Linked DNA regions of Homo sapiens: region 2 is linked to region 1. Evidence: chromatin loops called from intact Hi-C (ENCODE). Cell type or tissue: stomach. All regions are shown on one strand. Links, peaks and the distances in the headings refer to the core of each region. The heading gives the core; the rest is flanking DNA.

Region 1 (2,926 bases), core at 219-2,718:
GATGTTTTCCTCAGGATTAGACTGGGGTTGTATGTTCTTGGAAAAAAGACCACAGAGGTAAAGTGCCATTCTCATCATATTATATCAGTGGCACATGATATCAGCATGACTGCTTATTAGTGATGTCAACCTTGATCCCTTGGCTGAGGTAGTAGTTTTCAAGTTTTTCCACCATAAAGTTGCTCTTTTCCTCTCTTTTTCATACTGTACTCTTTGGAAGGAAGTCATTATGTACAGACCACATTTCAGGAGTGGGGAGTTATGCTCTACCTCCTTGAGAGGGAAGTATCCACATAAATTATTTATAATTCTTTTGTATGGGAGGTTTCTCTATTCTCCCTCATTTATTTGTTTACTAAATTATTTGTTTACATCAGTAAGGACTCATGAATATTTATTTTATATTTTTAGTTATAATCCCACACAGTTTTATTTATTTTCTTATTCAAATTGTTCCAATTTTGGTCTTTGGGACCTCTTTCAGTTGATTGCTGTGTCCCTTTGGCATACCCCTATCATTTTTATTTTTTAGCATTTTCTTACTTTCTGGTACTATGCAATGCTCCAGGCTCATCTTGTATATTCATAGCCCCAGTCCTAGAGTCAGCCATTTCTCCGAGGAGCCCTGGTCCCTTGTGTTGCAGAATGAAATTAGAAACCAATATCTGGGCATTGGGTATAACATTTCTTTTTGTGCAGGTTTGCTGGCAAAAAATTCTCTCAGGTTTGGTTTGGTTTGACTGACAAGGTATGTAATTAGCTTTTATTTTGGAAGGTTTTTTCCTCCTTTGATATAGCATTCTAGGTTAACAGTTTTTTTTTTTTTTCCTTTCACTACTTGTATTAGTCAGGGTTCTCTAGAGGGACAGAACTAATAGGACATATATATATGTGTGTGTGTGTGTGTGTGTGTGTGTGTATGTGTGTGTATATAAAGGGGAGTTTATTAAGTATTAACTCACATGATCAGAAGGTCCCACAATAGGCCGTCTGCAAGCTGAGGAGCAAGGAGAACCAGTCAGAGTCCCAAAACTGAGGAACTTGGAGTCCAATGTTCAAGGGCAGGAAGCATCCATCACAGGAGAAAGATGTAGGCTGGGAGGCTAGGCCAGTATAATCTTTTCACATTTTTCTGCCTGGTTTATATTCTAGCCATGCTGGCAGCTGATTAGATGGTGCCTACCCAGATTAAGGGTGGGTCTGCCTTTCTCAGCCCACTGACTCAAATGTCAATCTTCTTTGGCAACACCCTCACAGACACACCCAGGATCAATACTTTGCATCCTTCAATCCAAGCAAGTTGACACTCAGTATTAACCATCACACTACTTTGATGTCTCTCCATTGCTTTCCAGTTTACATTGTTTCTGATAAGTCAGGGTTAATCCTTGTCTTTGTTCCCTTATACCTAAACTGTTCTTTGTTTTCCTTTGGCTGCATTTAAGACTTTTTATTTTGAGACAGAGTTTCGCTCTTGTTGCCCAGGCTGGAGTGCAATGGCGTGAAATCGGATCACCGCAACTTCTGCCTCCCGGGTTCAAGCGATTCTCCTGACTCAGCCTCCCGAGTAGCTGGGATTACAGGCATGCACCACCACGCCCAGCTAATATTGTATTTTTGGTAGAGATGGGGTTTCTGCATGTTGGTCAGGCTGGTCTCCAACTCCCGACCTTAGGTGATCCGCCCGCCTCAGCCTCCCAAAGTGCTGGGATTACAGGCATGAGCCACCACGCCCAGCCAAGATTCTTTCTTTGTCATTAGTTTTTAGCAGCTTGATTATGATGTGCCTTGGTGTGGTTCTCTTTGTGTTTATACTGCTTGGAGTTGGTTGAACTTTTTGAATCTGTGGATTTATAGTTATCATCAAATTTTGAAAATTTTAGTCATTATTTCTTCAAATGTTTTCTCTAAATCCCCATTCTGGGCCTTCAATTATATATGAGTGAGACCACTTGATATTGTCCCACATATCACTGAGGCTCTAGTTCTCATTTTTTCATACTTTTTTTCTTTTTGTGTTTCAATTTGGATACTTTCTATTGCTATGTCTTCAAGTTTACTCATTTTCTGCAGTGTCTAATCTGTTGTTAATCCTAATCAGTAAAGTTTCTATTTCAAATATATTTTTAGCTCTAGTAGTTTTATTTGGTTCTTTTAAAATTATTTCCATTTCTTTCCTCATTATGTTTATGTTTTATTTTGAACCCTTGAACATATTTTAATAGCTTTTCTAAATTTTTGTCTGTTAATTCTACACTTTCTGTTTTTTTCTGTCATCTAATTTTTTTTTCTGTTTATAGGTCATATTTTCCTGTTTCTTTGCTTGTCTAGTAGTTTTAATTAGATGCTGGATATTGTGAATGTTTTGTTGTTGAGTGCCTGAATTTTGTTGTCTTACTTTAAAGAATGTTGAGTTTTGTTTAGCAGGCATTTAAGTCATTTTCATGTCAGGTTCAAACTTTTAAGGCTTGTTTATAAGCTTTGTTACAGTAGGTCTAGGGTAGCTTTCACTCTAGTCTAGGACTAGGATAGCCCTACTACGAATGCGTGATCATTTTGGGGTCTCAACTCAAATTCCTGGGTACTCAACATTTCTTCACTCTGGCTGATTGGAAATCAAACATTTCCCTGTCCTGGTTGAGCTCTGGGAATTGTTCAGCTTACAGCTCTTCAGCAGTTGTTCTTTGCCTATCCTCATGGGAGTTTCACTCTATGTATGCACAGCTCAGTATTCAGCAAAGACTCAAGGGAGCCCCATGCCAAATTTTGGAATTCTTTCTTTGCATAACTCCCTCCTCTCTTATACCCTGCCCCGCAAATTATAGCTGTCTTGGCCTACCTGGACTCAGATCTCTGTCTCCTAAATCAGCAAGATCACTGTGCTCTGCTTGGGTTTTCCATCCTTATGCTGTGGTCCAGAAATTGC
Region 2 (2,926 bases), core at 241-2,740, 260 kb before region 1:
GCCAAAATTGACAAATGGAATCTAACTAAAGAGCTTCTGCACAGAAAAGAAACTATCATCAGAGTGAACAGGCAGCCTACAGAATGGGAGAAAATGTTTGCAATCTTTCTATCTGACAAAGGTCTAATATCCAGAATCTACAAGGAACTTAAACAAATTTACAAGAAAAAAACAACCCCATCAAAAAGTGGGCAAAGGATATGAACAGACACTTCTCAAAAGAAGACATTTATGTGACCAACAAACATATAAAAAATGCTCATCATCAGTGGCTATTAGAGAGATGCAAATGAAAACCACAATGAGATACCATCTCATGCCAGTTAGAAAGGCGATTATTAAAAAGTCAGGAAACAACAGATGCTAGAGAGGATGTGGAGAAATAAGAACGCTTTTACACTGTTGGCAGGAGTGTAAATTAGTTCAACAATTGTGGAAGACTGTGTGGTGATTCCTCAAGGATCTAGAACCAGAAATACCATTTGACCCAGCAATCCCATTACTGGGTATATACCCAAAGGATTAGAAATCATCCTACTATAAAGACACATGCACACGTATGTTTATTGCAGCACTATTTACAATAGCAAAGACTTGGAACCAACCCAAATGCCCATCAATGATAGACTGGATAAAGAAAATGTGGCACATATACACCATAGAATACTATGCAGCCATGAAAAAGAATGAGTTCATGTCCTTTGCAGGGACATGGATGAAGCTGGAAACCATCACTGTCAGCAAACTAACGCAGGAACAGAAAACCAAACACCGCACGCTCTCACTCATAAGTGGGAGTTGAACAACGAGAACACATGGACACAGGGAGGGGAACATCACACACTGGGGCCTGTCGGGGGATGGGGGTCAAGGGGAGGGAGAGCATTAGGACAAATACTTAATGCATGCCGGACTTAAAACCTAGATGACCGTTGATGGGTGCAGCAAGCCACTATGGCACATGTATGCCTATGTAACCTGCACGTTCTGCACATGTATCCCAGATCTTAAAATAATAAATAAATAAATAAATAAGTTTCTGCATCACAGGCTAGTGTGAAGCCAACCAAATTGAAGTGTGGTAACAAAGAAAACACGACATTCATTTGCCAGAGCCCTTTCTTCCAAAATAGCGGGCATGATTGGGAAAGAACTCCCAACTCCCTGAGTTGGGAAAGTCTCCCTGAGTAGGGAAAGAAGAATGGAAAATATATCCAACATTCTAACTTTTCTGGAGTGGGGGCGGTGGCTTCCCATGGGACTAGTGTCTGTCTTGCTAAAGCTAAGTACTGATAAGAATGGGGTGCCAGGTTGGGGGCTGCTGAGAAAAAGAGAGTTAAATGTGCACCAGAGTGCATTATCACAGATAGACACTAGGCGGCGCTCCAGTGCTATGTCTTATTAAACCACCAGCGAGGCTGCAGTACTACAGATAGACACCAGGTGGGGCTCCTGAGTAGAAGCCAGTAAAGTTCAACTGGGAGCTTAACATACAAAAGCCCAGACAGGAAGGATCCTTAGAAAGCTTTATATGTCTCCAGAACTCTAGTTGATCTAATTGGAGAAAGTCCTCCCTGTATGAAACCAGACTCCAAAGACTGCAATAGGTGGCTGTTTCGTGAATGAAGTCCCAACAGATGATAACAAGGCATACAAAGAAACAAGGAAACATGACCCAACAAAAGAACGTTAATATTCAGAAACTGTCCCTAAAGAAGTAAGATAAGTGAATTACCAGAGGAAGAATTTAAAAATAACCACCATAAGGATGCTCAATGTGAATTAAAAGAGAGTACAGACAGACAACTAAATAAAATCAGGAAAATGAACAAAATGAGAATATCAACAGATATAAAAACCATGAAGAAGAGCCAAACAGAAATTCTGAAACTGAAGAATACAATAACTGAATTGAAAACCTCACTATAGAAGTCCAACAGCAGATTTGACCAGATAGAACAAATCAGTGAACTTGAAGACAGGAAATTGAAATTATCTAGACAGAGGAGCCAAAAGAACAAAAGAATGAATAAAACTGAACAGAGCCTAAAGGACTTATGGGACACTCTCAAATGTAACAATATATGCATTATGGGAGTCCTTGAGGGGGAAAAAAAAGAGGAAGGAGCAGAGAATTTGAAGAACTGTTTGAAGAACTAATGGCTGAAAACTTCCCATATCAGAGGAGAGAAAGACATACATATTCAAGAAGCTCAAAGAAATTCAACTAGGATAAATATAGAGAGACCTATACTGAGGCACATTATAATCAAACTATAAAAAGTCACAGGCAAAGAGAGAATCTTGTAAGCAGCAAAAGAAAAACAACTTGTCATTTAAAAGTGCGCTTCTAATAGATCGTCAACAGATTTTTCAGCAGAAACCTTGCAGGATAGAACTGATGTATTCAAAATTCTGAAATAAAAAACTGCTACTCAATAATATTATATCTGGCAAAACTGTCCTTCAAAAATGGAGGCAAAATGAAGAGTTTCTGAGATAAACAAAAGCTGAGGGAGTTAATCACACTAGACCTGTCCTATAAGAAATGCTGAAGAAAGTCTGTCAAGTTGAAGAAAAAAGACAATAAACAGCAATGTGAAACCATACAAAAATATAAAATTCCTTGGTAAAGGTTAATATGTAGATAAATGTAGAATCCTGTAGGTAGTATTTTAATGTAGATACATAAATCACTTTAAAAATCTTATCTAGCATTTAAAAACAAGAGCAGAAAAGGTAATTTTAAATCTATGTTAATGGTATGCAATATTAAAGAGATATTTTGTGTCATGAAATTAAGTTGTTATAAGTTCAAAATAGATTGTTATAACTTTAAGCTGTTTTATGTAATTACAATGGCAACCACAAAGAAAATACCTATAGAGATCAGAGGAGGGAGGTGGAGCAAAATGGAAGAATAGAA

Evidence for each region. A loop is a pair of places that touch in the nucleus more often than their neighbours do. Peaks named below come from ENCODE experiments on the same cell type or tissue, not always from the same donor. Only the 100,000 strongest peaks of a DNase experiment are listed, where the experiment ranks them.
Region 2: it touches region 1 in a loop (4-fold over the local background); 32 of 110 quality-filtered maps call a loop at or near these places.

Annotation. Positions count from the first base shown.
Region 1 is chrX:100,503,514-100,506,439 of GRCh38, reverse strand. No RefSeq gene overlaps it. Among named protein-coding and RNA genes, the nearest start is that of TNMD, 80 kb to the left of the region's middle. In stomach, for the core only: no CTCF peak of the experiment used is centred there; no DNase peak of the experiment used is centred there.
Region 2 is chrX:100,767,402-100,770,327 of GRCh38, reverse strand. No RefSeq gene overlaps it. Among named protein-coding and RNA genes, the nearest start is that of SYTL4, 37 kb to the right of the region's middle. RefSeq lists an enhancer at 1,294-1,588. In stomach, for the core only: a CTCF peak has its summit at 1,402 (motif pointing right); a DNase peak (open chromatin) is centred at 1,417.